2 separate regions of the Homo sapiens genome follow, and region 1 is linked to region 2. Evidence: chromatin loops called from intact Hi-C (ENCODE). Cell type or tissue: chondrocyte. All regions are shown on one strand. Links, peaks and the distances in the headings refer to the core of each region. The heading gives the core; the rest is flanking DNA. Region 1 has its middle 25 kb from the start of PIEZO2. Region 2 overlaps LINC01255 (long intergenic non-protein coding RNA 1255).

Evidence for each region. Hi-C counts contacts between places; a loop is a spot of excess contacts. Peaks named below come from ENCODE experiments on the same cell type or tissue, not always from the same donor. Only the 100,000 strongest peaks of a DNase experiment are listed, where the experiment ranks them.
Region 1: a loop joins it to region 2, with 2.6 times the contacts of the local background. A loop is called at or near these places in 4 of 110 quality-filtered maps.

What each region holds. Positions count from the first base shown.
Region 1 is chr18:11,166,459-11,182,478 of GRCh38, reverse strand. No RefSeq gene overlaps it. Among named protein-coding and RNA genes, the nearest start is that of PIEZO2, 25 kb to the right of the region's middle. In chondrocyte, for the core only: CTCF peaks have their summits at 6,727 and 6,960; no DNase peak of the experiment used is centred there.
Region 2 is chr18:11,492,436-11,508,455 of GRCh38, reverse strand. It overlaps LINC01255 (long intergenic non-protein coding RNA 1255), which reads right to left. Exons shown (of 4, transcript NR_110779.1): 3 at 1,820-1,924; 4 at 1,473-1,699. Among named protein-coding and RNA genes, the nearest start is that of LINC01255, 12 kb to the right of the region's middle. In chondrocyte, for the core only: no CTCF peak of the experiment used is centred there; a DNase peak (open chromatin) is centred at 7,827.

The sequences.
Region 1 (16,020 bases), core at 4,570-9,569, 330 kb after region 2:
GTCTTAATATTTGGGATCTGAAGTATATTCTTTGAATGTCCAGTCCTCCAGCTGTCACACAGTGTTATGCAAAGAACTGCTTTAGAGGTCCCTGAAATTTTATATATATAATTTATATATATATATACACACACATATACACATTTTTATATAAGAAATATATACATATATAAATCTTATTTATAAAGCATTCCAACTCTTTGTTATTCTTCACATGTAATATGATAATAGGCTCTGAGGATGATTTTTCTAATGCCAGAAGAAAATCAACAAATTCCTCCTGAGCCTCCATTGTCATCAATTATACCATTGATTTATTCATGTATTTTCATACATTTTACTAATCTAAATGTATAGTATGGTCAAGGGTGTGTACTGATGGCCAAAAGAAAGTCTAACATGAGCAAGAGGCATTAGAAATATCATTTGACCCAGCAATCCCATTACTGGATATATACCCAAAGGATTATAAATCATGCTCCTATAAAGACACATGCACATGTATGTTTATTGCAGCACTATTTGCAATAGCAAAGACTTGGAACCAACCCAAATGCCCATCAATGATAGACTGGATAAAGAAAATGTGGCACATATACACCATGGAATACTATGCAGCCATAAAAAAGGATGAGTTCATGTCCTTTGCAGGGACATGGATGAAGCTGGAAACCGTCATTCTCAGCAAACTAACACAGGAAGAGAAAACCAAACACTGCATGTTCTCACTCATAAGTGGGAGGTGAACAATGAGAACAAGTGGACACAGGGAGAGGAACATCACACACCAGGGCCTGTTGGGGGTTGGGGGGCAAGGGGAAGGATAGCATTAGGAGAAATACCTAATGTAGATGATGGGTTGAAGAATGCAGCAAACCACCATCGCACATGTATACATATGTAACAAACATGCACGTTCTGCACATGTATCCTAGAACTTAAAGTATAATTAAAAAAAAAGAAAATAGAAAAAAATAGATAAACAAATACAAATAATTAATTCCTTAGTGCAGTGAGGGAAAAGCACATTCACTTCTCATCTGTGAATCAATCTTTCAGCTGAATATTTATTGGTGTCATGCCAGGAGGAGAATGAAATGGGATGGGATGGAGACAGAAATGTCTCTGCTTCTCATCATTGCCCAGCCCCTGTGGCTTCCTGTCCCGTTCCCAGCTCTAAGCCCACAACCCCATGAAGCCCCCAGATTTGCCGCTATTCTTACTGGCTGGAGGCCCCACAGGGCAAGAGAAGTCATCACCAGAAGGAGACTTTTGGAAGGTTCATCGCTTGGCACAAATTGGTCACCTAGGCTCAGTTACTATGCAATGAACAGAGGAGGTGTGTGGGTTACATTTTTCTCCCTAATATCCTAAACTGTAACCTGGTCTTTGTAATAGAAAGATTGTTCTAAATGGTGTTTGGATTCAAAAGTACTGTAATTTAGTTGTATAATAGATTAAATCATGCTGAATGAATTGGCCTAATTACTGATCTAATGGTAACCCACCTCTTTTTATTCTGGATTTAAAGCAAAAATAACAGAAATATCATTAAACTCTTGGAACACACAGCATTCTGCTAATTCGACTTCTTCTGTTAGATGCTTGAGATGGATTTTTCTCAAGAAGAATATCACTACTGACAGAATATATCTTCGTAAAATGAATGGATTTATTGCTGTGTCCCATAGGCTGACTCTTAAAAATCACTAAAGACCTTTCTCATCTTATTTGTCTTTTAAAGCAAAGCATATATTATGAATGCATATAAATTTAATAATATCCTTGTTAAGTTACTCCTATATTTTGATATGAACGATTCGGTGAAATTGACAAAGATCAAGTTCCTTGAAAATGAGTTTGTTTTTCTAAAACTGAGCAAGTCTGGACGAAATATGAACCAAATATGATCTTTAGAACATTTGATTGACTTTATTTTCTGAGTCAAATGTAAAGTAAACTCAAAGAGGAATGAGGGCTTCAGAGTTTACTGCTATTGACTCTGCCAGGCTCAACAAAGAAGGCCTGTGAGCCCATGGAGGGGCCTGAGAGCCGTCCCCACGCACCCCAGCCCAGCATTCATAATAATGACTTATGCACTCTGAGATGCTGTGCCCTAAACACACCAGAAAGCTGCTGAGTGTTTGACAGGTCCATAAATCATCATGCCCAGGCGGTTTTGCACCCTGTGGAGTCACTGGCCCTGGGGTTTAAGCCCTGGGTTTCATTGCCTGCTTTAGAGGGCGAAGCCAGAAAATCTCCTTTGGATGTAGCTGTAACTTTCTTGTTCATGAAGCCTACTGCAATCTCATGCCAACCTGGTTTTTCCTGTGGCTCTCTTGGACACTCGTTCCTTAAGCCATAGGTGTTGTGGCATGAAGATTTTATTCTATAGGTAACGCAGTCCTTCTGTCCTTGCAACTATGAGCTTTAAGGAGAGAAATGAGGTTTCCAGATGAAAAAGAATGCAGAATGACCAGTTCCTACAAAAGGGCAGTATCTTTTCCTTTTATTTATTTATTTATTTTATTTTTATTTTTATTTTTATTTTTATTTTTAGGGACAAGCTCTCTCTGTCACCCAGGCTGGAGTGCAGTGACATGATTATGGCTCACTGCAGCGTCAACCTCCTGGGCTCAGGCAATCCACCCACCTCAGCCTCCTGAGTGGCTGGGACCACAGGTACACACCACCATGCCTAGCCCATTTTTGTATTTTTTGTAGAGATAGGGTCTCCCTGTGTTGCCCAGGCTGATCTCAAACTCCTGGGCTCAAGTGAGCCTCCCACCTCAGCTTCCCAAAGAATAAGGATTACAGGCGTGAGCTACTGCACCCACCCTATTTTATTTATATTTAATTTACAAAGCTCTACATGGTACCCCTTAGGTCCTGGCATTAGTAAGGCCCCACAAAGGGTCATGTGGACCATTCCCTGGGTAGTCCCCTATAAGTCCTCACCTTCCACACTCCCACTGCAGTCATCTGTGACAGCTGCCACATGGCTTCTCCTGTCTGCACCAAGCAGAGGTGGCAATGTTGGAGAAATGCCCACCTCGACGTCAGTTGGCTCCACTGTAAAACCACGTCTCTGACTTCAGTTGGTACGTAGCTGTGGGCGTTCATGCCGTCACTAACCCCAAAGGAGAACTCTAAATGGTGACTGTAAAGCCTCCTGGGATTCCTGTGAGCTGGACGGGGTGCTTTTACATGGCCTCACTGTCCTGAGGCAGCAAGTTAGTTGTGAAAGGGCACCAGGCCCCAGAGCCACAAGAAAGGCTGCATTGAACCACGTGTGTATTTTCTTATCTCTGCCGAGCGCCAGTGTAACCAAAACTTGTCTGTTTCTCACATTACAAAATCCTAAATAAGCATTCTATCAGGCCCCTTAAATTAGAAACCTCATCAACAAGACGTTCAGCCAGCAACCTTGCCATTGCGTAACAAGGATGGCTAGCCACCCACACCCTCCCGCTCCATGGAACCTAGACTCAGCCAGCTGTGGGTTGTGCTGGGCAGAAATCGTTGTGTCGGTTACTCTTGCTGTTTGATTTATTCTCCTGGTTGATTTAAGTCAGAGAAAACTGTGACAAAGTGACAAGGAATAACACAATCAAAGGACCTGGATGCAAAAACTGCTGGACCACTTATGTCTTCAGGGATTTTCTGCAGCAGTGAATGACATGGGCTTGGCAATTCCCCTTGGGCCCTTGGGGCCACTGGCAAACTCCCTGATGAGAAGAATCACAGAATCAAAATACAATACATATGTTAATTCTTCAAAACATTATCTGATCATGTTACTTTATTTACGTATGGAGCTTTTTTTGAGTCCTCTGCAATCAACCTCTCCACTTCTTCACTGAAATGCGATCATCCTTAATTCTTCTCTGTTCCTTACCCCCACATTCATTCATCTTTCTTTCCAATTTTAACTAGGATCTTTTTCATATTCTGTCTCCAGGATCAGTACCATTCCAGACTGTTGCTAGAAAAAGTATTCTGGGGCCGGGCGCGGTGGCTCAGGCCTGTAATCCCAGCACTTTGGGAGGCCGAGGCGGGCAGATCACGAGGTCAGGAGATAGAGACCATCCTGGCTAACACGGTGAAACCCCGTCTCTACTGAAATGCAAAAAAATTAGCCGGGCGTGGTGGCGGGCCCCTGTAGTCCCAGCTACTCGGGAGGCTGAGGCAGGAGAATGGCTTGAACTCGGGAGGCGGAGCTTGCAGTGAGCCGAGATCACGCCACTGCACTCCAGCCTGGGTGACAGAGCAAGACACCAGAAAAAGAAAGAAAGAAAGAGAGAGAGAGAGAGAGAGAGAGAGAGAGAGAGAGAAAGTAATCTGAATCGCAAATCTGATGAGGTTCCGCCTCTCTGCGACCCCCTTTAGGGCACCTCCATCCAGCAGAGGAGCCGGACTCTCCCACTTCGGCTCCTGGACTTCTTACCCCGGCCTTCCTGAGGGCAGCCTGACCTCAGTCAGAACCACCTTGTGTCCCCATCGGAGTCTTTCCTGTCTTTGCAGATAATGAAGGTCAGCCAGATTCTCCCACTCTCCTTGTCTCTCACAACTCAGATTAAACCTTCTCATCCCTCTCTCCCTCCTCATAACTATTAGCACTGATCTCCACCACAGCCAGGCAGAAATCAGGGCGAAACGTGTCATAGCTCTTGGCCATTTGGTCACCTGTGCCTTCTCTCTGCTAATCCAGCCCCTTGAGGACAGGATGGGCCAGGTCTATGGCACCCGAGAGACGGGGTTCTGCTGTTCTCTGGGCTTGATCGTGGTCATCTGTCTGACCTCTTCCTCTTTGAATAACCTCCTCTGTCAGCCAGAGATGAAGTCACCTGTCTTGCAGAGTTACTGTTAGGATTAAATGAAACAGTGTAAACATGTTTCTAACATAGTGCCTGCAAAGCAGGAAGTGCTCACAATGATTTCTGTGTTAATGTCCTTATTCCAACAGACTACCTGACAAGTCCTCCATTTAACATTTATTCAGTCAGCAGCTATATATTGAGTGCCTGCTATGTGCCAAACACCCTACTATGTTCTGGGTACACAGAGTTGAAAAAGACACAGCCCTGGGAGGCCAAGGCGGGCAGATCATGAGGTCAGGAGATCGGGACCATCCTGGCTAACACGGTGAAACCCCGTCTCTACTATACAAAAACTTAGCCGGGCATGGTGGCGGGTGCCCGTGGTCCCAGCTACTCAGGAGGCTGAGGCAGGAGAATGGCATGAACCCAGGAGGCGGAGCTTGCAGTGAGCTGAGATCGCGCCACTGCACTCCAGCCTGGGAGACAGAGCAAGACTCCGTCTCAAAAAAAAAAAAAGAAAAAGAAAAAAGAAAAAGACACAGCCCTTTTCCATCAAGGAGTGCAGAATTTCCTTGTGGTGACAGTGAGGAAAGAGGCACTCAGCATTGGGAGTGATAAGTTCCATGATAAAGATCATAATGCAATGTTTTCTGAACACTGTGCATATGACTGATGTTTTAATCAAAAGAGCAGGAGAGGAGGAAGGAGGCAGGTTGCTTGTGGCTTTGTGGCGTTGCTAACTTGGTATCTTTTCAGTTTCTTCTTGGGGGCAGTCCAGTGTTTCTGTTTTCCAGGGTATAATGCCTATTTGATGCTTCCAAGGGGAATTGCCTGACCCGGACACTCGAGGTTATTTCAGGACTGATGTTCCAAGGAAAATGCATTATCACCTGATGGTTCTCTTGAGCTTTATTCAACTTTGCACTGCCTGCTGATGTTTTTTGCAGGAGATGTGGGGGCCAGGGATGGTCTGAGTCATATGGAATCACTTCAGATGGCAATCCTGAGAGCCTTACAGAGGGAGGGCGTGGACAGACTTTGCCAAATCATCATGGAATTTACCAAGTGGCATACCCTGAGAAATGCAAACATTCCAAGAGACACTTAATATTACTATCCTAAATGAGGAGGCACTTGCCAAGCTATGTCTGGGGTCCAGGTTGTAAATCTTAAGTTGCTATTACAGGTGTAAGATATTATGAAAAGAGAGTCTGTACTCTGACGGTGACTGAGAGATTCACGAAGCTCTTCATGGTCGGAACATAGTTATTGTTTTCGAGCTCTATGTCTCTCCTTTGTTGCTAACATGTCTATAGCACAATTTTTGCTTTGCATTTGATATACATGTGATTATGTGGTTTCCTTTACTTTTCAAATAACTTTAATCCTGTTTATACATAGAACACAGGACTACAGGGAATTTTTCAACACATTTTAATTTCAGAGATTTCTTCATGACTGCCTTCCTTAGGCTGGTCACCCACTCTAACCTCTGTGTCTTTCGAGGGCCTTAAGTAATGAAAGGAGACACGGGCCTGGGGTTCCAGGGTCCAGGATGTACTATCTGGGCTCAATGATACTGTATATTGAAGTGAAAGTGACAATGGGGCAGCAAAGGAGGCAAAGAAAAGGAGAGGGAAGCAGAGGTAGGAATACAGATGGAACAAAGACCTGCTCTTTCACTGGGATGGTGAAGGGGGCCCCCGTGGCTGGGCATAAATTGGCAGAGAAACTTGTGCTGACCGAAATCTGTGTGCTGAGGCCTGTTTGTCTTTGATCTCCCAGAAATATTTTTTTCTCTCATCTTTGTCATGGGACAATCCCAGTCACTTGTATCTGTTCCATTCCATTCTGAAAATGCTCCAGAGAAACTGAATTTGAAGGAAATAGTGAAAGCTGTAACTTGGAAGGGGAAAGGAAAGAGAAAAGGGGACGAGGAAAGGAAAAAGTGTGATGGAGAGTTATGGGAACATTTTACAGCAAGTCCTTTCAAAGCCAGGAAGACCTACTTTTTATATTCATCCGAATTTGCAGATTCATATTAATTTAATACAATGCCTTCATTGCTGTTCTATTCTTTCTCTTAGGGAAAAAGGGGAATGAAAAATGGTTTGCTGCTTCTCCTCTTGGCTGCAGAATACAATTACAAAACTGTAAAACTATGATGTTAAATACCATAGCTCCGTAATTACCAAACCAAAATACTAGGTGCATACCAAGCTACACAGTCACAAAATTGCTGCATAGTTCTCATAAACTTCATAAAACCTCTTAAAATAATCTTAATCTTTTTTATTTTTTAAAGTGTTGAAAATCAGAAGCTTTACCTATGAGACATATGAACAATCTTAAACATTAAAGTCATTTAAAAATGCATAGACAAAAGTACATAAACTGTTCAAAAATTAGAAGTCTTTTTGCTTTCATGGCTTTCTAAGGTCTAAATATTTATGAGGCGTAATTTTCTCCGAAAATCTAATCCTATTAGCAGTTTTTCCCTTGGAGATAACTAAATTAAAAGGATTATCTTAATGTCAACAGAGTTTTATTGAGCATTTTCTACATATTTGATGAAAAAGCATTGGAATTTTCCATTGTTTTGAAATTATTTAATACTTAAATTTTTCATAAACTTTTTGAAAATTTTTATTTGTATAGAAAAAGTTGAAAGGATAATACAATAAATACTTGTATGTCCTCCATGCAGATCCAGAAACTTTTAACATTTATTATATATGTACATTTGTTTCCTCTTCCTCTGTTTCTGTCTCTGTCTCTGTGTGTGTGTACACATGTAATCATATATATTATGTATAATATATTTGATATGTGTATATATACGATTTTTATTGTCTTAAGCATTTGAAAATAAATTACAGACATCATGAAATTTCACTCCAAAGAGTTCAGCAGGTATGTCCTAAAAATAAGGCCCTTCTGCAACAATACCATTATTACATCTAATTAAAAAACAATAATTTAAAAATATAATTTAACATTCAATCCATATTCAAATTTTCCCCAAAGCCCCAAGAATGTCTTTTTTTTTTCTTTTTCTTTTTTTCTTGCTCTGTCCCCCAGGCTGGAGTGCAGTGACACGATCTTGGCTCACTTGGCAACCTCTGCCTCCTGGTTTCAAGCAATTCTCCTGCCTCAGCCTCCTGAGTCGCTGGGATTGCAGGCGTGTACCACCACACCCGGCTAATTGTATACTTAGTAGAGACGGGGTTTCACCACATTGGCCAGGCTGGTCTCAAACTCCTGACCTCAAATGATCCACCCACCTCGACCTCCCAAAGTGCTGAGATTACAGGCGTGAGCGACCACGCCCTGCCAAGAACATCTTTTATAGTATGTTCTTTTTTTGATCCAAGATTCAAATCAGTGATTGTTCCTGTTAATGTTCAAAATTCCCAAAGCTCACCTGGGCAGATCCCTTCCAACCGTCTCCTGGGTTATTTGAGCCAATCCGTGTCATTCTTTGAGCCTTTGTTTTCTGTCACAAGATGTCAGAAGCTTACTTCATACTTTCTTTGTCCCGGATCTGGGGTAGCCATTTCTCTTCTGAGTCTGAATTTCTTCATCTACTGAAAAATAGTTCTTAGAAAGCCAAAAATGGCACTGGTATGCTAATTGGCACTGGGACATTATTGCTTCTTGACCCTGTCAGAAGAGAGCTATAAATACACATTTTTTAAAATCATGAGCTAATATTGATGTTTGCAATTCAAATTTAGCACTACTGTTTTTCCTAAATCATTTTATCTTATATCCCAACTTATTTTTCTTACACTAAAATTCTTGATTCCTGATAGTTTAATATTCTTTTTTTTTTTTTTTTTTTTTTTTTTTTTTTTTGAGACAGAGTCTCGCTCTGTCTCCCAGGCTGGAGTGAAGTGGTGCGATCTCGGCTCACTGAAAGCTCGGCCTCCCAGGTTCATGCCATTCTCCTGCCTCAGCCTCCCGAGTAGCTGGGACTACAGGCGCCCACCACCACGCCCAGCTAATTTTTTGTACTTTTAGTAGAGACGGGGTTTCACTGTGTTAGCCAGGATGGTCTTAATCTGCTGACCTCGTGATCAGCCCGCCTCGTCCTCCCAAAGTGCTGGGATTACAGGCATGAGCCACCGTGCCCAGCCTTTTTCTCTATTTTTTTGAAAGTAAACATGTAAAATAGGTATGATTTCTTCCTTAAATGTTTTATAGATTTGCCATTAATACTATCTAGAATTGTAGTTCTGTTGGTGGGAAGGTTTTTAATTAAAAACACAATTTTTGTAATGGATGGGGAACAATTCAGGTTTTCTATTTCTTTTTTTTTTTCTTTTTCTTTTCTTTTTTTTTTTTTTGAGACGGAGTTTCGCTCTGTTGCCCAGGCTGGAGTGCAGTGGCTGGATCTCAGCTCACTGCAAGCTCCGCCTCCCAGGTTCACGCCATTCTCCTGCCTCAGCCTCTCGAGTAGCTGGGACTACAGGCGCCCGCCACCATGCCCAGCTATTTTTTTGTATTTTTAGTAGAGGCGGAGTTTCACCGTGTTAGCCAGGATGCTCTTGATCTCCTGACCTCGTGATCCTCCTGCCTCAGCCTCCCAAAGTGCTGGGATTACAGGTGTGAGCCACCCCGGCCGGCCAGGTTTTCTATTTCTTCCTGAGTCTGGACAATTTGGAATTAAAAAAAAAAAATGTCCTTTTTTCTAAGTTGTTAAATTTTTGGCATAAAATTATTTATTTCATTCTCTTAATTTGCTTTTGATTTCCATATTATTTGTAGTGATTTTTTTCTTTATTCTCAATATTTATAATTTATGTCTCTCTCTCTCCTCCCTTGCTCACTCGCTCTTCTTTCTTTTCAGCCTAATTAGAGGTTTATTAAGTTTTAAAAAATATTTTCAAAGAAGCGGCACTGAGTTCATAACTATTTATATTTTTCTACTTCACTGATTTCTGCTCTTAGGCTTATTTCCTTCCCCTCTGTCATCTTTGAGTTAATTTACTCTTTTATTTCCAGCTTCTTAAAATGGACACTTAGATGGTTGATTCTAGATCTTTCTATTTTCCTAGTATATATTTCAAGCTATATAGTTCCTCCTAAGCTAAACTTTAGTTGCATTTCACAATGTTTTGGTATGTTGTATCTTTATTTTCATTTGATTCCAAATATCTTCTGTTGTGATATCTTCTTTGTTCCATGGACTATTTCTAAATATTTGGGGATTTTTCCAAAACATCTGCTATGATTTTTAATTTATTAAGATCAGAATATGTACTCTGAGTGATTTCAATTTGCTTATATTTATATCAAGTAATTGTTTATGACTTATAATATGATCTGTGCTTGCTACATGTTAACTAGAAAAAAATGTGAATTCTTCAATTGCTTATTACATCCTTCTATAAATCTCAATAAGCCTCAAATAGTCTACAGTGTTTTACAAGTCTCTCATATCCTTACTGATATTTGGGAAACTTGTTCTTTTGATTACTAACAGGTAATGTTAAAATCTCTAAGTATAACTGTGGTGTTCTCTATTTCTCCTTTTATTTTTTGCTTTAAGCATTTTGATGAAGAATATGTAATGGGGCATACATATTCTGATTTTTTGTCTTCTTGATGTATTAATCCTTTTACCATTGGTAAATGTACCTCTTTATCCTTGGTAATATTCATTGTTCTAATTTGCCTGATCCTTCCTTTTGATTGCTGTTTGCATGGTATAAGTTCATATCCTTTTACTTTTAGCCTATATGAGTTTTCCTACTTAAAGTGGGTTTCATGTAAACCACAGATAATTAGATCTCATTTTTTGTTCAGTCTGACAATACATGATTTTTAATGGGAATTCAGACTGTTTACATATATGTAATTATCAATATGGTTGGGTTTAAGGTCTATCATCTTGCTATCTGTTCTTTCTTCTGTTTTTCTTCTTTTCTCAACTAGCTCTTATAATGTGATTAATTTTTAAGATTGTATTTTATATCCACTATTGGCATATTAACCATATGTCTATGTTTTATTTTTTATTAGAGCAGTAGAGGTTACATTATGCATCTTTAACTTATCAAAGTCCACCTTAAAATGATATTATACTATTTATGAATTACAAAAGTTTATGAAATTATAAGTGTATTTTCATTTTCCTGCCATTATTTGTATTGTTATGTCATAATTTAATTTTACATATGTTGCATAACCCAAAATACATTTTTTAGCTTTAAGGAGTCAAGTAACTTTTTAAAAATTGAGATAAAACTCATGCATCATAAAATTTGCCCTATGAAATTGTACAGTTCAGTGGTTTTTAGTATATTCACAAAGTTATACAACTACCACCACTATCTAATTTCAGAATGTCTCACAATCCCAGAAGAAACCCCATACATATTAGCAATCATCCACATTCATCCCTTCCCCTGGCCCCTGGGAACTACTAATTTACATTCTGACTGTGAATTTACCTATTATGGGCATTTTATAAGAATAGAAGTACATTATATGTGGCCTTTTGAGCCTGTCTTCTTTCTCTTAGTCTAAAGTTTTCAGGGTTCATCCATGATGGAGCATGTATCAACACTTTATTCTTTTATGGCTGGATAATATTCTATTGTATGAATGTATGATTTTGTTTCTGCTTTCATAAAATGATGAACATATGAGTTATTTCCAACCTAATGATGGACATTTGGGATATAAATTAAAAATGCTATGAACATTCAGAAGAGTTTTTGCATGGAGATATGTTTTTAACTCTCTGGAACATACACCAATGAGTAAAATTGCTGGCTCTTATGATAATTCCGTTTAAAATTTGAGGAACTGTCAAACTGTTTTTCAAAACTGTTATATGCCTTTTTCAACAGTAATGTGCATTAACTCGCATTTCTTCATAGCACCTCAACATTTAAATTGTCTGTCTTTTTAAATATAGCCATCCTAAAGGTTGTGTTTGTACTTTTCAAATTACTAATGATGTTGATCATGTTTCTCATGTGCTTATTGGCCATATCTTCTTTGGAAACATGTTTATTCAGATCTGTTTCCATTCTTCAGTTTGATTAAATTTCTTTTTTATTACTGAGTGGTAAGAATTCTTTATGTATTCTGTATAAAAATACCTTATCTGATATGATTTGAAATTATTTTCTCCCTTTCTGTGGGATGTCTTTTCACTTTCTTAAGCATGTCTTCTTAGGTATGATTTTTTTTTAATTTTGAGGAAGTCTAACTTTTCTATTTTCCATAGCTTTTGCTTTTAGTTACATATCTAAGAAACTTGCTTCATTCAAGATCACAAATATTTATACCCATGTTTCTTCAAGGAGTCTTAGAGTTTTTACCTCTTACATATCGACTGAAGTCTGTTTTGAGTTAATTTTTGTATATGGTGTAAGGCAAGGGTCCAACTTCATTCTTTTGCATGTGAATATACAGTGGCCTCAGAACCATCTCTTGAAAAGACTATTTTTCCCCTACTGAATGACCTTAATATCTTTGCCAGTAATCAAAATCAATTGACCATAAATGTAAAGTTTATTTCTGGACTTTCAACTTTATTCCATTGATCTCTATGCCGTCCTAAAGCCAGTACCATACTCTATCGATTACTGTAGATTACTATTATGTTTTTATATTGGGAAGTGTGAGTCTTCCAACTTTGTTCTTCTTTTTCAAAATTGTTTTGACTATTGTAGGTATCTTGCATCTCCATTTGAATTAGGTTCAACTCATCAATTTCTGCAACAAAGGTAGCTGGGTCAGTGATAGGGATCTGTTGAATCCATAGATAAATGTGGGGAGCACTGTTATTTAACAATAGTAAATCTTCTAATCCATGAACACTGAATGGCTTTCCATTTATTTTGGTTTTCTTTAATTTCTCTCGATGTCATGCAGTTTTCAGAGTATAAGTTTTATACTTTGTTAATTTTTTTCTAAGTGTTTTATTCTTTCAAAATTGGTGTCTTTTAGAAGTGGTATTTTTAAAAATTTCATTGTAATATTCTTCATGGCTAATATATAAAAATATAATTGATTTTTGTATATATTAATTGTGTATTGTGACACCTTGATGTAGTCATTTATCACTTCTGAGGGTTTTCTAGTGGATTCCTTAGGATTTTCTGTATGTAAGATCATGTCATCTATAATATAGTTTTACTTCTTCTTTCCCGGTCTGAGTGTCTTCCATGTCTTTTTCTTTTCTAACTGCCTTGGTTAGAATCTCCAACTGAATATTAATAGAAGTGGTGAGACTCAACATCCTTGTCTTATTCCTGACTCTGGGTACTGAGGATGTGTTCAGTCTTTTCATCACTAAGTATGATGTTAGGTGTGAAATTTTCAGAGTACTTTATCATGCTGAGGAAATGTTTTTCAATTCCTGTTTTTTTTCCGTATTTTTATCAAAAAAGTTTATTAGATTTTGTCAAATACTTTCTCTGAATCTATTAATATAATGGAGCGGTTTTTGCCCTTTATTTAATCGATATGGTGTATTATATAGATTGATTATTGTAGGTTGAACTAACCTTGCATTTGTGGGCTAAATCCCACTGGGAGATGTTGTATAATCCTTTTAGTATGCTGTTGGATTCAGTTTGCTAGAATTATGTCAAAGGATTTTAGTTTTTTTGTGATGTGTTTGGCTGGCTTTTATGTCAGGGGAATATTGGCATTACAGAATAAGTTAGGAAGTGTCCCCTTCTCTTCAGTTTTCTGGAAGAGTTGGGAAATCATTGATGTTAATTCTTCTTTGTTTGGTAGAATTCACCAGTGAAGCCATCTGGACCTGGACTTTTCTTTGTCTGGAGGTTTTTGATTACTGATTCAATCACTTGATTGAATCTCCTGATTGAAAGACACTATGCTTAAGTAGTTGTTTTAAAGTCCATATCTAGGTATCATAAAAACAGAAAATATAACGGTGATTACTAGACACTGGGAAGGGGAAAGGGGAGAGGAGAATGAGGAGAGTTTGGTCAACGGGTACAAAGTAACAATTAGGAAGAATAAGTTCCGGTGTTTTATTGCACTTAGGGTGACAATGGTTAAGAATAAGGTATTATGTAATATATCACAAAATTGCTAGAAGAGAGGCTGTTGAACATTCTCACCACAAAGAAATGATAAATGCATAAGGTGATAGATATGCTAAATACCCAGATTTGGTCATCATACAACATATATGTATGAAAATATCAAATTGTACCCCATGAATACATACAATTACAATGTGTCAGAAAAATAAAGTCCATGTGTACTCTAGCATCATCTCTTTCATATCTGGGTTTATTTCTATTGGTTTCTCCCAGTACTGCGTCATTTGTGGTTGCTTCGTTGTGTATTTAGTAATTTTTATTGCATACTGGATATTGCGAATCTTATTTTGTGGAGTGCTGGATTTTGTTTTGCGTTTTTATTTTCCTTCCAAAAGTGTTAAACTTTGTTCTTTCAGATAGTTAAGTCACATAAGGATAAACCTGGTTTCTTGGAGGCTTATGCTTGAGCTTTGTACAGCTTTAGAGTAGCTTTTACTATGGTATAGGAGAGCCTTATTGTAAAGTCATGACCATTCTGGATTCTCTATTCAGTGCCCTGAGTGTTCAAGGACTCTCCACTGTGGTTTGACCAGAACTTAAAGGTCTCCCAGTCTTGCATCAGCTCTAGGAATTCTTTAGCTCACAGCTTCATAGCAGTACTCATCCAACCTCACCAAGTTTCATCTTCTGCCTGTGTAGCTATTATTCATCAAGAGACTTAAATCCATGCAGATTTCTGGAGTTTTTCTATGCTTGGCTCCCTCCTTTCCAGTTCTCTGTTTCCACAAGATCTAGTCACCTCATCCTCCCTGGACTGCTTTTTCTCCTTAGCGTGCTCCTCCCTCTATAGATGTCTGGAAAGTGTCACCAGGAAAAATCCAGGGTAATCATAGGACTGACTTAATTTGTTTCCTTATTTCAGTCCTACGCAGCTATTTAATGCCTTCTGTTCAGTTGTTTGGTTGTGTATAACAGGAGGGGAATTCTGGTCCCACTGATTCCACTGTGGCTGAAAGGAGAAGCCTAGCAGTTTCTTCAATCTGTTGTCATTGTTAATATTGCTGAGAAATATTTCTAGGTGTCTGAAGCTAAAAGCTGATCAGGTTCATAATTTTTGTTTGTTTGTTTGTTTTTGTTTTTTTGAGACGGAGTCTCGCTCTGTCTCCCAGGCTGGAGTGCAGTGGCATGATCTCAGCTCACTGCAAGCTCCACCTCCTGGGTTCATGCCATTCTCCTGCCTCAGCCTCTCGAGTAGCTGGGACTACAGGCGCCCGCCACCACGCCCGGCTAATTTTTTGTATTTTTTTTTCAGTAGAGACGGGGTTTCACCATGTTAGCCAGGATGGTCTCAATCTCTTGACCTCGCGATCCGCCCACCTCGGCCTCCCAAAGTGCTGGGATTACAGGCGTGAGCCACCGCGCCTGGCCAGGTTCATTGTTGTTTTACTGACTGGTTCACCAATGCACAACATGGCTAGACTTCATTCCAGTCTTTGATAACAATTTTCTAATTGCCTATGGGCAAGCACCTAAGACACTGCTTCATGTTGATGAGGGTTTTTGTTGCAGAAGTATCCCACTTCTAGGTTCTAATTTTTATTTATATCAAGATAGACTAAGTTATGTTATGGTAACAAACAACCTCAAGGCTTTGTGGCTTTATTGAAACAACAAACATTCATGTTTTTTTTAATACATATGATGAGTCCATTATGGATGGACAGGAGTCTCTGCACTTCCTAGTCTCTTAGGTGAACAGGCTGATGAAGTAGCCACCATCAAGAACATGACTAATCACCATACAAGAAGGAAGGAGAGCTACCTACGTGCTCACACTAGCAATTCAATGACCTGCCAAGAAGTGGCACACATCACTCTTGTTAAACTTCTACTCACAACTCATTGGCCAGAACAAGTTTCATGATCCTGCACAACTACAAGGGGTTTAACCAGTTGAATCCTATAGAATGCCCCAAAGAGATGAGCCAAGTGAACAGCCTGAGAGGTTATTACAGGTTTGACATAAGAAACAGGTAGTAACTGCTTAGCTTAGGAGGATCTGGGTTGTATAGTGTGGATGGCCTGGAGTTTTAAATTATGCGGATCTCAGTTCCAACACCAGCTCTCCTCCTTAATGTACGTGTGACTCAAGGACTTTTTTG
Region 2 (16,020 bases), core at 4,822-9,821:
TTATATATCTTATATTCAGCAACATTGCTAAGCTCCCCTATTTGTTCTCATGACTTTTATTTTTTTGAGATTCCATGGGATTTTTTAAATAGACAATCATGTTTTCTGTGAATAAAGAATGTTTCTCCTTTTCAATCTAGACACATTTTATTTCTTTGTCTTGCTTTATTGTACAGGGTAGAAATTCTAGTACAAAGTTGGATATGAGTGGTGAGAATGGGTATCTTTGCCTTATTCCTGATCTTACTGGGAAGCCATACAGTCTTTCACCATAAACTGACATTCTTATTACGTTTATGAATTACGTTGGATATAGGTTTTTAAAATAAATACCCTTTATCAGGTTAAGAAAGTTTTCTTTTATTTCTAATTTATGAGAGTTTTATCAATAACACTTTGTATTTTTTCAAAAATTTTTTCTAAATCTATAGACATAATTGTTTTTTTCTATGAATTATTACCTTATTTTGTTATAATATAATGAATTATATTGATAGATTTTTAATGTTAAAACAGTCTTGCATTCTTGAAATAAACCATACTTGGTCATGACGTATTTATGTATTTTTGGACTTGATTTGCTGAAATTTTGTTTATAATTTTAAATCTATACTCATCTGAAATACTGGTCTGTATTTTCTTTATAAGGTCTTTGTCTAGTTTTGTTATCAAATTAATGCTGGCCTCATAGAATGAGTTAGGAAGTATCCCTCCCTCTTTAATTTTATTGAAAAATTTGTGTGCAGTTGGTATTATTTCTTCCTTAAATATTTGGTAGCCTTTGGCCAGGCACGGTGGCTCACACCTGTAATCCCAGCACTTTGGGAGGCCGAGGCAGGCGGATCACAAGGTCAGGAGATTGAGACCATCCTGGCTAACACGGTGAAACCCTGTCTCTACTAAAAATACAAAAAATTAGGCAGGCGTGGTGGCGGGCACCTATAGTCCCAGCTACTTGGGAGGCTGAGGCAGGAGAATGGCGTGAACCCGGGAGGTGGAGCTTGCAGTGAGCCAAGATCGCGCCACTGCACTCCAGCCTGGGTGACAGAGCGAGACTCTATCTCAGAAAAAAAAAAAAATTTGGTAGCCTTTGTGTGTGTGAAGGGTTTGAACTATAATTCCTGCTTTCAAATAGATACAGGACTATACAAGGTTACTTATTTTTCTTTAGTGAATTTTGGTAGTTCTCATTTCTTAACAGATTTGGCCATTTCATCCAAGTTATCACATTCATTATTATTTATTGTTTGGAGACAAACCTGATTCTAACTGATACAAAATTTGATTTCTGGCATTGTAAATGGCTCGTCACTACTTTTAGCACCAAGTTGACTATGAGATATGAACAGTACACTGGGCATGATAAGGAATGGATGAGTCAGTCCTACAATAACATTTTAAAGTAAAAGACGACTCAAGGGAACTTGATATAGTTATCCAAGTAGTGCATAACTAGTTAGACCAAAGCGAGAGCCAGTTCGAGAAGATTGGTTTTATTTGTTGTTGCTGCTTTATTTTGTCATTTTGCCTCTAAGCTGTTTCTAGATATCTCAGAAGCTCCGCCTCCTGGACTGTGTGTAACGTGTCTTGTACAGTGGGTAAGCAGTTAACCTGGAGGCAGAAGTTCCTCATGTTTGTAGGTTTGAGGTCTGTATCATAACATTGTAGGGAGATGACCTTTTATCACAGCACAGACATTCTGTGAAAATAGGACATTGTAATTTTAAAAATGGGTCTTCCCCCGGAAAGGGAAAGACAAAGCTTTCCCCAGTCTCCCCTTTTGCAAGCCTGGGTTGTCCACTCAAGCCGACGGGCTCACCTAACAGTTCCAGGTTCACACAGAGTCAGGTGGTGGTTGGATGAGGGGGGTCTGTCCTCATGCTCAAGGCTTCCTTCTAAAGGCTCCTCTACATTTGAAAAGTTCCTGTAACAGTATTTAATGTCACTGAAATTACTGTTAGTTCGGCTGGAAAATTCTGGGGAAAAATATACCATGGGAAAAGAAGGGTTAAGTCATTGAGCCCCTGCACTAGCTGGGTTGGAGCCCCTAAGGATTCTGGAAACACTCATTTAAGAACTGACTTGATGTGATTCATTGCAGGTGAACAGATACGTCATCATTTATTTTAATGTAGAAAATAGTATTAATGAGTCTGAAGCCCCTGACGCAGCTGGGACTAGAGTGTGCCCTGCTTCTGGCAAGACATGGTGGTTGCATGGGCACAGGGTGGCCAGCACCCCTCCTCAGGTGCGCTTTTTTGTGGTTCTGAAGTCAGCTATGCAGGAGGGATCTCTTACCAGTCTACACGATCTTCCTGATAGCATCACCTCCCCCTCCCTAGGGAGCATCTACATCTTGGCCAAACATTATGAACTTAATATTTAATGTTAAAAGAGAAACTGTTTAGAAAGTCTAGAAACCTCTCATGTGCCTCGTGGCAATTATAAGATCCCTGGGCCCCCCTTAAACAAAGAGCTTTGTTCTTTTAAAGCAATTACCAGAAGTAAAAAAGCAATAATGCCAGTAAAACCTTTAAAGGCACATGTGCAGGAAGACAATTGGAGTTCAGGCTGTCTGTGGGTAGCTGGTGATCTAGCCATGGCACAGGAAGATGCTGTCTTCTGGAGGGTGAAATCTTAGTGTCCCTACAGCCATTGCTCCTGCAAACCCCATCTGTGGTTGGTGGAGACATTAGCATTTAGTTGACACTTTTAACCTTGGTTGAATGGAAGGTATTACATTACTATGGAGCATCCTCACATCTTGACGTATTGTCTACTAGGTTGCCAGCATCTTCAGCAGCAAGCTATAGTTAGGTTAGTCAAGTGATTCAGTCAGCAAAAATGGTGAGGTCGCCAGGCACCATGGCTCACACCTGTAATCCCAGCACTTTGGGAGGCCAAGGTAAGAGAATGACTTGAGGCTAGGAGCTCAAGACCAGCCTAAGCAACATAGGGAGACCCCGTATCTGCAAAAAATAAAAAAATTAGCTGGGTATGATGGCGCACACCTGTAGTCCCAGCTACTCAGGAGGCTGAGGTGCCAGGATCCTTTCAGCCCAGGAGTTTGAGGCTGCAGTGAGCTGTGACTGCACTACTGCACTCCAGCCTGGGCAACAGAGTGAGATCTGTCTAAAAAAGAAAAAAAACGTGGTGAAGCATTAGGAAAGAATTTTGCTTGTGAGTTGCCCTTTGGTGGTTGGAAGGAAGCTCGTGTCCTGGCTTCCATACTTGCAGCATCTGCCCCATGCTGCCTTCTTAGCCCCACCTGCACCCATCCGAAGCTCTGTCCATGGTGCCACCCCTCCCGCCTTTGGTGCATGTCCTTCAGCCTGGAGTGATTTCTCAATGTGGCCGCCACCTTCACTGCATGCGAGCTCCTTGTCTCCAGAGCCTACCTGCAGCTTTGACTTTCTCTTTCTGGAGAAACCCCTCCCCAGGATCTGGTTTTCTCTGGCAGGCACTGTCCTCACTGCAGAAAGCTTGCCCTTCCTCCTTTCCATGCTTCATGCTAACTTCAAATCCTTGTCTTCAAAGTTCTTTTTTCTCCCCATTTTCCTCACTCTCACACCTGTCCCAATGTTTTCGATGTCAAATGGGCTACATTTGTAGTCTTGGTCAAGAATTCCTGTTGAATAAGAGCGGGATGTCTCTCTTTCTCTCTGTGTTTTTATTGAGATGATCAGATTTATGTATGTGTATGTGGGAGCTGTTTTAAAAACTTAAAATTATGCAAGACCTCTGTAAACTTATTTTCATTCATCTGAATACATGATTTACTTACCTTAGTTAAAAATGACAGAAGGCCCTACTTATATTTCTACAGTTTGTTTTCAGACAACATGACATTTAAAGATCTTTTCATGTTAGTACATGTAGATTATCCTAATTCTTTTCAACCTTTGCATGTAATGCTATGCTATGAATTCACTGTTGTATAGAAACATTTCCCTACTGATATTGGGACTAAAGAGTACATTCCTATAAAATATTTTAATCATTTAAAAACACTTCTGTGTTTCTGTGCTTTCTGTAGAAAGTAAAAATGTTATGTTTTAAGAATTCCACCATTGAAGGGTATTAGTCACATGAAGATAAAGAGTAACTTCGTTTTGTAAAATAATCAGTTCCAGTTTCCTGTGTTTAAATATATACATGTATTTAGTTTGATACATATATATTTAATTTGTATGTATCATATAGATTTATGACTTGGGGGTATAGTGCAGATGTGTTACATGGATATATTGTGTAGTAGTGAAGTCTGGGTGTTTAGTGCACCTGTTGCTTGAATAGTGAACATTGTACCCTATAGGTAATTTTTCAACCCTCACCCCCATCTCACCAGTGTCTATTATTGCACTCTATAAGTCCCTGTGTACAATGGAACAAAAACTCTGTAACAAGTGCTATGCCTGGCATTGCAGACACACAGAGATGAATAGGGCTGTACCCTGAGGAGCCTCAGACAACCTAGACCACTGGTAATACAAGGCAAGGGAAGAAGTAGTATTGTCTTCTAAAATAGGAACAGCTGGTTTTGACTTGGGACCAGGCATAAGGGGACAGACCTGGGTCTGGGGAACAGGCTGTGGGTAGGGTGTTCCTGGGAGTTGGGAAATCAGCCTCAGATCTGCAAGAAGGAGCTTCTCTTCATCCTTAGGCGGTGGGTGTCTTCAAATGAGAGGACCCGGGAGCAGCAGGTTCTTGGACCACTGAAGGCTGTGACAAAGGTTAATAAACACCCTCTGCCCCCAATCCCACCTCGAGATAACAGCCATGTATGTGCTCTTCAGCACCTTCTGGCTCAGAGGTCATTTAAAAATTTTTTTTACAAGAATGTAATATGTAATATGTATATGTATATTTGGTGTGTGTGTTTATCTTTATATATACTGGTACTCTTGTTTTCACTGGACCGATTTATAAGAATGAACTGAAGTTTATATATATATATTTTTTTTTTGCTGCAGATCATATTCCAGCCAATAGCTTAAGAGCACAAATTGTGGTCTCCTGACAGTAACTGTGCATGCTGTATGGTTTTTAACATCGTTTTAATCAGTAACTATTCATTTTCTTATTCCGCTTTTTCTCATTTCACATTATCTTATGCATCCTTCTTTACATAGCTTCCTAACCTCCATATTTACCACTTTTTAATAACTTTCTATCCTTTCTTTGATAGAAAGGCTCAGTACAGGCTGACAGTTCCTCAGCTGTTGGGTTTAACTGGTGAGGAGGGGAAGGGCCCTTGGGAAAGAAGTCTCACTTATTGATCTTTCTCTTCACACCTGTGCACAGGTGCAATGGCTGGATTTACTGAAATGATAGAGAAAAAAACCCACCATGGTACTGTTTAACACAAAGTACTTAAGCATACTCTAGGTTCTTTGAGCAGGAGATCCTGAAACATTTGGGGTATATTTTACTAACAGAAAAAAGTACAAGTCTTCCAATATGTAAACACAATTGAATTTACTATAAATTAGAGAAAAGATTAGTGAATTCTTATTTCTTATTTTCCAATTATCCCATCTACAGCACTTTGAGGCTGCTTGCTGTTCTGACATCTTCCATAGTGTTTCATGGTCTTGAAATTTTATAAGAATTTAGAAAAAGACTAATTACTTAGCTACTGAGGGCTTCAAAGAGCTTGGTTCAAATTGAATATCTGGCTTACAATATGGAATCACCCTATTGCTTTTTCCTTCTATTGTCAGATCACTTGGTCATTTTGAAAAAGCTGCATACAGTGATACTAGAAAAAAATTATTTGCTTGGTAGCTTTTGTTAGCTTCTTAGAACATCTGTTATCAAGCTAAGTTCATCATTCCTGGAGAGCAACTAAAGCCCTAACCAAATGTGACTTCACTGCCCATGTCATGGAAGACGATGGAGTTGGATTGGAATGTTGAGTGTTTGCCTTTGGTTTCTGAGGTCTGCTCTCCAAAACAACATGGTGAAAATTGAGTTGTACACTTTACTTTTCCAGAAAGCACTGGGTATATATGATACCCAATTGGTTTAAGAACCTCAGATTTCAGGAGGCAGCTCAGTTATCTCCCTGTAATAACAGCCAATTCCACAAACCAGTTGTTTGATATGTGGGGCTTGCAGGCCCCCTGGTTTGGGGATGGAAACAAAAACACCAAATTGGAGTTGGCCTGAAACACAGCTACCCCTGAACACTCAGCTGTCTCTGGTCACACGGGCTTGGCTTTGGAGACTGGGTTATAGCCTAGAGAGGACACGAGTCAAGTCCTTGATGCTACACGATGGAAGGACATAAGGGCCTGGTCGTGGCAGGTCCATGGGACTCTAAAAATGAAGAGCAACATCATGGAAAATATTGTGACTTAAGAGAGCATCTAAGAGGCAAAAAAAAGTGATTTTTTTCCCAAAGCAATGTAGACGAGGTGTTACTTAGGAAGGTGTTAAATTGAAGTAACACTTGGCCCATTTGAAAAATCACAGGAATACCAATACAAAATGGGAAGGGACTGAAGAATTTGCTTCCTGATGAGGCAACATTAACTTTGGAATTAGGTACATCTGGCTGCACTAATAGTGGTTTTCCAACTCACTGGCAGTGTTTATCAAAATGCAGATTCCTAGGTTCTTGCCCAGATCTAGTGAATCATGATCTCTTGAGGAGGTTCCCAGGTATCCTAATCTTTAGTGAGCTCTCCAGGTGATTTTAAAACACAGCTAAAGCTTTTAAGAGCTTACGATGTGCCAGGCACTGTTTCGACTGCTTGCTATGCATGATCTCACTTAGAATGTAAAATGATGGTACGAGCTCAGTATTATCATCTGTGTTTCATAGCCAAGGAAGCCAAGGCTTAGAGTAGCCATTGGACTTGCCTGCAGTCACACAGTGGATGATGGAGCAGGGATGTAAACACATGCAGCATGTCTTTAGAGTCCACACTCCTAAGCACCATGGTGCCTGCTCAGCTTTTTATGCTCTTTGTACTCTGGGAACCACTAAACAAATTAATTAACTTCTCTGGCTGTCAATTTCCTCATTGGTAAAACGGATACAAACAAATTTAAAAGTGTAAAGCCTGTAATGGTAAATCTTGATAATGAAGAGAAGTCCAGCAGCTCTACTTTCTTAGGCTATGAAGAACATCTTTGTGATGCAATGTTCTATATTTGTGGTTTGCATTTATGGACAAACTTCAAATATGGGAATGATAGTAATAATGAAGAATTTTTTTTAGTATAGTATGCTTTCTTAGATGTCCCCTGTGCTGAGCAATTTCACTGTGGCTAAATCTGGATCCCTTCTAATCTTTGAAAATTTCCGTTTTCTTTATTTGATTTTTCTACGTTTAAAAACTTTTAGCCTGATAAAGAAAAGATGCCCTCTTCTTGGGGTCAAATATTTAAAGGCCAACCAGTTTAAACACAACTATCTGTATAAGCAATAGTAAATACACCATCCCTTTGTCTATAGTGAAGAACTTTTGACCGGTGACCTGCTCACCTTTAGAAAATACATGAAAGCCTCCAGGCCTCTATTTTTTGCCCTGGCAAAGATAACTTGCCAGGAATCTTTACAGAGGATAAAGAGAATCACTTGTTTTTAAAATTAAAATCTTTTTTTTTTAAGGTGACAAATCTATCCTTTCAAATTTAAGAGCAGGAACTTAATTCAACAGTACACTTACAAATTTACTGCCTGTTGCTAAGGCTAAATTTGACAAGGTGATCTTTTATTAGTCATTCGGCCAGAAAAAAAAAAAATGGAATCTCCGTCAAGACTTTGCTCTTTCCAGCCGCACAGGGTGACTCATGTGAGGTTGAAAGCAAGTAGCTTTGGGCAGGACTGCCCTGGGGCACAGCTGTGACCTCTAGTTTTGGTGAGTCACAAAAATAGCTGTAGCTTACTTCCACTTGTCCATTCTCATGAGGCATTTAAACAATGTGAATTGATGAACCACAAACTGATTTTTGTTAAGGGTTTCAGTACCTTTCCTAGAAAAACGTTTCTAGCATGACCTGTAAGTAGGCAGAGTAAGTCGCCCTCTCATCTATCTCTAGGAGGCAAGTTGTCTCTTCTAGAAGACAAATAATGAGTGAAATTGCTGAAGTCAGGCTGGTTGAGGACAGGGCAGGGGAGGAGAGGGAATCTACTTGACTGATAACTCAAGAATATACTATCCCTCCTGAATAATCCAGCCTGTTGCAAAAGTTTGCATAAAAAGGGTGAAATCATTGACTGATATTAGTGAATATTTATCAAGTGCCTGCTATATGCCAGGTCCTGGCTACACACCGTGATTTGTACAGAAAACAATGAAACCTGAAGTGGTTCCTAAGCCCAAAGATGTGGAGCCTCGGAACATGCAGTCACATACACACAGAGGAAGTGCGGAAGCCCAGCAGTGGCCAGCGCTTCCAGGAGAGGCCGAGAGCCGGGAAGCGTGGTGAGGGGCTGAGCTAGACGGGACACTCAGGAAAGCCTTTCTGGAGGGGTCATGTTTCAGCTGAGATCTGAAGGAGAAATAGGGTTGAACTTGCCGAAGGATGAGGAGTACCTTCTGAGTAGAGGGAAAATGTCTTCAAGGCCTGGTGGAGGTGGCAGAGGTGGGGAAAGGAATGGTTTGTCTGATGAGCTGAAAGCACTGGGTGTCGCCGGTGCTTGGGCATCCTGGGGTGGGGGGAGTAGGGTGCAGATGGAGTGAATGACTTAGGCAGGAGAAGACCACGAAGAGCCTATGGGCTTTATACCTGGAGTTGGGGTAAGCTGCGGAAGGATTTTAGGCAAAGGGTGGTAAAATCAGGTTTGCATTTTGTAAAGAACTTTCTGTTCACCATGTGGAGAACAAACGCAGATGGACAGGCCAGATGTATGGAGACAAATCAAGAGGTTGCGGCATGGGCAGGCATGGTTTCTAGGATGAGGGTGGTGGTGAGGATGGAGACAGAGAAACCTAGGAAGGAAAATCTCCCTTGACTGGGAGAGAGACAATTTACACACAGTGAGAGAGAGAAAGACTGGATTGACTGCCAGCGTTGAAGCATCTCCAAATGGTGGATGCTGGTTTTACTCAGAGAGGAACCACTGGAAGCAGACTAAGGTTGTTATTGTGGGAAATGTTACGAATTCAGAAGCATATAGTGTTGAAGTGTGTCTTTCTGATATCCCAATAGAGACAGCTAGAAAGACATCCATCTAGCTATATAGCTCTGGATCTCAGAAGAGTAATCAAGATTGGACAAAGGAATTTGGGAGTCTCTGTATGGCCATGGGTATTGATAGAGTGTGAAAGGAATGAACTATAAATGAACTTTGAGAAATTACAACATTTAATGACTGGGTGGAGGAGGATGAGCCAGCAAGGAAGATTGAGAGGGACATGCAGGAGGAAAACCAAGAGAATATAGTTTCCTGGAAACCAAAGGAAGGTGGTATTTCAAGGAGAGAGAATAATAGTCAATGGTGCCAAAAGCTACAGATGGTCCAGTAAGATGAGGAGGGAAGAAATTCCACTGGATTTAGCAACACAGAGATTCTCAGTAACTTCAGGAAGATTAACTTCAGAAATTAATGTGAAATCCAAGGGCAGGGGCACGTTTTACCCAATGCAGACTATAACAATATTTTTAGGGCACTAATCATAAAGTTTAAAGCACAGATACATACTGACCTCTGGCTGACTGATTTCAGAGATATGCCATATGGATATTTCTGGAAAGATTTGTAGCTTTCTGGACAAACAATGGGGTGGGGAAGAAACGTAGCAAGTTTACGTGTGGGCGAAAAGAAAAGCAGTCAGAAGCCCTGAGTGTTAGTCTTTGCAGCCAAAATTCAAAAGCAGGCCAGGTGATCAGAGGTGCAGCTCTTGCATCTCTAAAGCTGCAGGGCTAGGATATAATTGCCAGAATCTATGAAAGTGTGAGTGCTGTGGGTTTTGCCCATGAAGGCAGAAAGGTGCAAGTGAGGGTCTTGTCCATTCTATTGCCAGCCATATTAGTCTGTTCTCATGCTGCTAATAAAGATGTACCCAAGATCAGGTAATTTATAAAGGAAAGAGGTTTAATGGACTCAGAGTTCCACATGACTAGGGAGGCCTCACAGTCATGGCAGAAGTCGAGGGGAAAAGCAAAGGCACGCCTTATATGGCGGCAGGCAAGACAGCTTGTGCAGGGGACACAATTTATAAAACCATCAGATCTTGTGAGACTTATTCACTACCACAAGAATCAACTCCATGATTCAATTATCTCCCCCGGTCCCACCCTTGACTCCTGGGGATTACTAAAATTCAAGGTGAGATTTGGGTGGCGACACAGCCAAACCGTATCACCAGCTCTGCATTATACTGGGGGTAACTCTGCTTTTTTTTGTTGTTGTTGTTGTTTTGTTTTTTTGTTTGTTTTCAATTGGGAATGAGGCTGTCCTAGGTTTTTTTCCTGAGGTCATTTGCAGTTTTGAAATTGTAATAATTATGTTCATCAAGGTGAACATCTAATTTTGCATGCTCAATTAAGCTAATTTGGCATTTGCTGTCTTGTCTTCATCATTGGATGAGCTAATTTTTTGTACTTTTTTTTTTAATCACAGTATTTTGTCTCCCCACTTGCCTTTTAATCCTCTGTGCATGTGGCAGTGAGCTGTGGCTCTCCCTCACAGGATGAGGTCATGTTTGCTCCCCTGAGGCCTTCTTTGTGCAATCGTGGTCTCTGTATAACACCAAGGCCGCAATTTTCAGGAATAAACATAGATGGGAATGGATGATTCCCTGGTTTCATAAAACCTCTAAGCAACATTAGATAATACTCATTGATAGAAGTAAAACTGAATTATTCTCTGTGCCAGTAGTTTTTATGTCTCATAAGAGATTCTACTGGAGGGATCACTGGGTATTTCAAAGATGCTTGGAAACAACACGTTGATGGAATTGTCTTCAATGGAAAGTCATAAATGTTTGCTGATGATTTTTGGTGGGTCTATCAAAATCAATTAACCCTACCATTGTTGCATTTTGTGCTCACTTAAAAAAAATTATTGAAGAGGATGAATTTTGCAGCAAAGGGGCAAATACTCCTAAATACTGAAAACTCTTTGAATTCTAGAAGAATAGAAACCTGAGAATTGTTCTTCAATGGAAGAAATATTTAGAAAGGCAATTTTCATCACTTTGTATTTTTCCGTGAAAGTGGAATAATTAAAAACATAGTGATTTAAGCTGACTCAGAGTATGATGAAAGAAACATTAAATTTCTTCTGAGTGGGGTATTTAAAAATCATATTGAAATCTGAGGATGCTATGCAAGCTGTTAAAAGTTTATGTACTGGAATATGCACAACATATATGTTGCACAGGAAAAATATATTTTTTGATATAATGACATTTATGATATAAAATAGGACACAACTTCAACTTGGATGTTTAAGAGGAATTAAATGAGATCATGGCTGTAAAGTTCTCAGCACAGTGCCTGGCGCGGCACCAGTGCAGATGGCAGCTGGTGTTACAAGCCTCTCTCTTCTCTAAAGCACTCTTCACTAGAGCAATGCTGTTGACATGTCTGCAAGTCATGAGAACTTTTGGGAATCTTATGTACGCCCAATGTCTTTTCTCAAGACAAGCTGCACACTCACAAAGGCCAGGTGCATTGCCTCAAACTGACTGGCCCAGCTTGGGGCATTAACCAACAGTGGCCGAATATGAGATGTAATTTGTTTACAAGGTGCTTCAGCCGTTCTGTGGTGAGGTTGCATATTGAGTAGTTATCAGTTGACACATCTGACATTTTTTCAATGTCATAAAAGATTCTCGGTAACCTCAGGAAGATTGACTTCAGAAATTAATGTGTAATCCAATGGCAGGGACATATTTTATCCAATTTTTTTCAATGTTTTACATTGAAAAAATGTCAGATGAGTCAACTGGTAAAAATAAAAGGGATGTGTCATAAGATCAATCAGTAAAAACAAAGGGGTTGTATCATAAGAGGGAGAAGGGAAAGACTTGGATGGAGGAGGGGGCAGAGACAGAGAAGCTGCATCATGGCAATAATGGCATCAGTGGAGGGGCAGTCGTGGGCATCTGCTGATGAAGGGTCCTCATGGTCCAGTAAGATGGGGAGAGACCATGAGCTGTGTGGGGCTCAGACAGTACGGAGCCTACTTCATTTCTCCACTAGGCCTGGCTGTGTAGTTTCAGAGATGTCCTCTGAGTTTTCTTTCTTCATTATCATAAACCTCCAACACCTAAGGCTGTGCTTCTCAGAATTTCCAATGAAAGTGTCCCACAGTCTGATAGTCGAGATGGGGAGCCTTGGAGATCTGGAGATCCAGGCTGGAGCTGCAGGCAGCAAGCATGAGATTCCCTTCACTTTTTCTTAGGATCTCAAAAATGTACCTGATTTTCATACTTCAGTCTATAATAGGTTTATTTTAATGGGGGGAAGCCTGTCATCAAGGGAACAGATCCACTAAGAAAATGTGCTGCTATTTGAGTACCACATTTGGAGAATTGATTTGAGCAACCTGGCACATCTCTGTTCTTTACAAACTAAATGGCCAGAGAATAAGATGACTTCACTTTTTCCCAGAAAGTGGAGAGGGTCATTTGCAGTCTCTTGTAAAGATTGAAAGGGGGTCTGTAAGCCAAGCTACAGGCTCTCCTCATGCAGCTGGTCCTGGGATCCTAATTAGTATTTATCATTTTCTTTCTTTACTGCCCATTCAAGATTCTTCACTACTAACCAACATTTCAGCCGGTCTGACCAATTGGATAATCCAGGCCTTTAGCCCTGAGGGGTCTGAACTCTTAGTCGCCTTGCTTTTATAGGCGTGTGATTGAAGACATTGCTATTTCCGGCTGCCACGGAGCATGGAGGCACCTTGTGGGGCTGTAGGCAACAATGCAGCTGTGGAGAGATGCATAAACTACACTTGGCATGACAGCCCACTGTGGACAGTGGTGGTTCAGAGTCCTTGATATTTTGCTCTTTTCAGGTAATGTTTCTTAGACGCATTTCCAAGTAGCAATAGAATTCACACATGGAGCAGTTCATTTTTAGCTTCTCTACTTCTCTACAGTGTTTTAAGTACACTGATATGTTATAATTTCTTTAGTCAGTATTCAACTACAAGATACTTATCTCTATATTATTTTTTGGCTCACAGTTTTTGGGATATCCAGCTTACTTGGGCAATACTTCTCAGTGATCTTTCCAGTTGGATATTTGAAAATACAGTGGAAATAATTACATCTTAGTCACAAAAATCTACTTGATGTTATATCAGTTTATAAAAGAGGAGATGTAGACTTCCAAAATTTCAAAATCAGAACTTTTAGTAATCATCTAAAGTTATTTCATAAATTAAAAAATAATTCCAAGGATTTAATGATATGCTTTACCATAATCACAGTAAGTTGTGCAAACATATTCATAGAAATCATTAGTATATGTTAAGTACCATGCTAAGCAGTTTACTGGTATAACCTCATATAATAATCACCTGTGGTTATCCACATTTTATAGATAAGAAAATACATCCAATCAGTAGTGGAGCTGGGACTCAAAACTGAGATTGTGGAGACAGCAAATCCCATCTCACAAGGCCAGCGAGAAGACATCAGGTCAGCTTCAAAGTAAAGGCATTAAAAGACATGTAGGAACACCTTTAGGCATAAGATGGGCCCCAACCATCTGCATTTATGCTGAACCCACTGAAATGTCAAACATCAAATCCCTTTAAAAACTGTACTCTGCTGAGTCTAAGAACAAGAACTGGATTTCACCACATAAGGCCATATGTCTGCAGCCCTCCAATTCTCATGGAAGCATTTTGAAAGCACTTTCACTCCAAAACAAGTAAAAAAGATTGCTCTAATCAGCAACTCAACAATTTAAACTACATGTTGGCTTAATTAAAATACTTAGATCACAGTTGGATATTATTTCTCTATTGAAATACTTTCCACAAGGATATCATTTTTTGTGAGGTAGATTAGTAAATAGATGAAGGTAAAATATCTGAGACATGGGCTCATTCATTGGACAGAATTTATTGTATTCCCTTTGGAGTTGTTGTGGGATAATGACAGGAATGGAAACATGCATTCACATAACAATCATTTACTCATTTATCAAGAATGTATTCAGCTGGTGCTATGTGGCAGACATCCTGTTAGTTGCTATGTCTACAGATAGTGCAAAGTACTATTTTCTTAGTACAGTGCAGATTGTTTTAAAGTGTCACTAATGAGGTATTTCCATAGTTCATCTGTAGAAGCAGTGTTTTTAGAAGTTTACTGTTCTGTACTTTTATTCTTTAATAGTTATAACAATTATATAAAAGGACTAGGGATGTCATCTTACAGTTATGGAATGTTAGATTTGGAATTACATCAAGGACACCTTCTTCATTCCACAGATAGGGAACTGAGGCCAGGAAGCACAGTGACCCAGAAAAGTTTGCAGAACAATTTAGAGGTGCAGGCAGGAGTGAAACCAAGCCTCCTTATTTCTACCTTGTCCTTATTTTACTACTCTACTGAAAATAAAGTCATAAATGTTTATCCTCAAGGTGAGAAATCCATTTTAACCCATTCTAGATATATAATGTTATGAATATCTCCTGCAAAGCTCATAACTCTCCAAATAATCTCAACGGGTTGAGCATGCAATGCCAAGAAATTCTTCATTATAAACTAAATAGTTCATTAAGATATTAAATCCATACCTGCTTTGTATTTTTTAATGAAAAAGTATAACAATAGATGATTCACTTAATTTTGATAAATGTTCATTATAAACAATAAATTCCTCCAAATTTTATAAATTTTTGGGGCGTATTTTGAGGCTATTTGGAGCAACAAATATTCAGTTTTAGATGATATATTGTATATATATAACAAATATGTGTCAGATTATGTATAACATATGGTCAGCCCTCCATACTTGTGGGTTTTACATTCACAGATTCAACCAACTGTGGATCAAAAATATTTGGGAAAAAAAGGATGATTACATCTGTACTGAACATGTGCAGATTTGTTTCCTTGTCATTATTCTCTAAACAATACAGTGTAACAACTATTTGCCAACATTTACATGGCATTAGGTATTATAGATAATGTAGAGATGAGAGTGTACAAATCCTAAAAAGAGACTACCAGATAAGCCAATAAAGTGATATTCAAGATAATAAAGAACTGATAATTATAAGATCACTGCCACCAATAATTCCTCAGTGACTGAAACCTGAATATAAACTTGTAACATGAATGGTTCTTCTGAAAATCTCACAGACTCCAATTTGGCAGTGATGAATAACCTTGCAGGGTTTTGAGGCAAAGGCTTTAAATGGAGAATAAAATGACTATTAAAGAGAACACAGGCTCTTCGTGGTCTTCCCCTGAATTAGTACAGGGGAGGATGTGCATAGGTTATATGAAAATACTTTGTATCAGAGACTTGAGCATTCATGGCTTTTGGTATTTGAGGGAGGGTCTTGGAACAAATTCTCCAGCAACAACAAGAGACAGCTATATTTGTCCAATCTAGGTCACCTACAACTTTGGATGTCTTTCTTTCTTCTATCATATATCTCTATCTATCTATCTATCTATCTATCTATCTATCTATCTATCTATCTATCTATCCACACACACACACACACACACACACACACACACGTTGTAGTTTGGTTTCCACTGGAAACAGACTCTGATATTTACATGCAGATAGCTGGTTTAATGGGAAATAACACTATTTCCCACTAAGGCTGAGGAACAACACCTATTGGAGGTGAGAAGATTGGGTTGGGCCAGGAGGTATTAATATTGGAAACTCGATGGGATTGCAACAGTGGCCTCAGCCAATTCTGCAAGGAGCTCTGGGACTAGGTTGGCTTTTCAGAGTTGTCCAGCCTTGAGACAAGGAGCCCGGGCCTCTAAATGTCCCCAGCCCCTGTCTAGTCATTGGAAAAGGGATTCCTCTGGGCATGGAACAGGAGTTTAGGAGAGGAGTAGAGTTGGTCTGGGA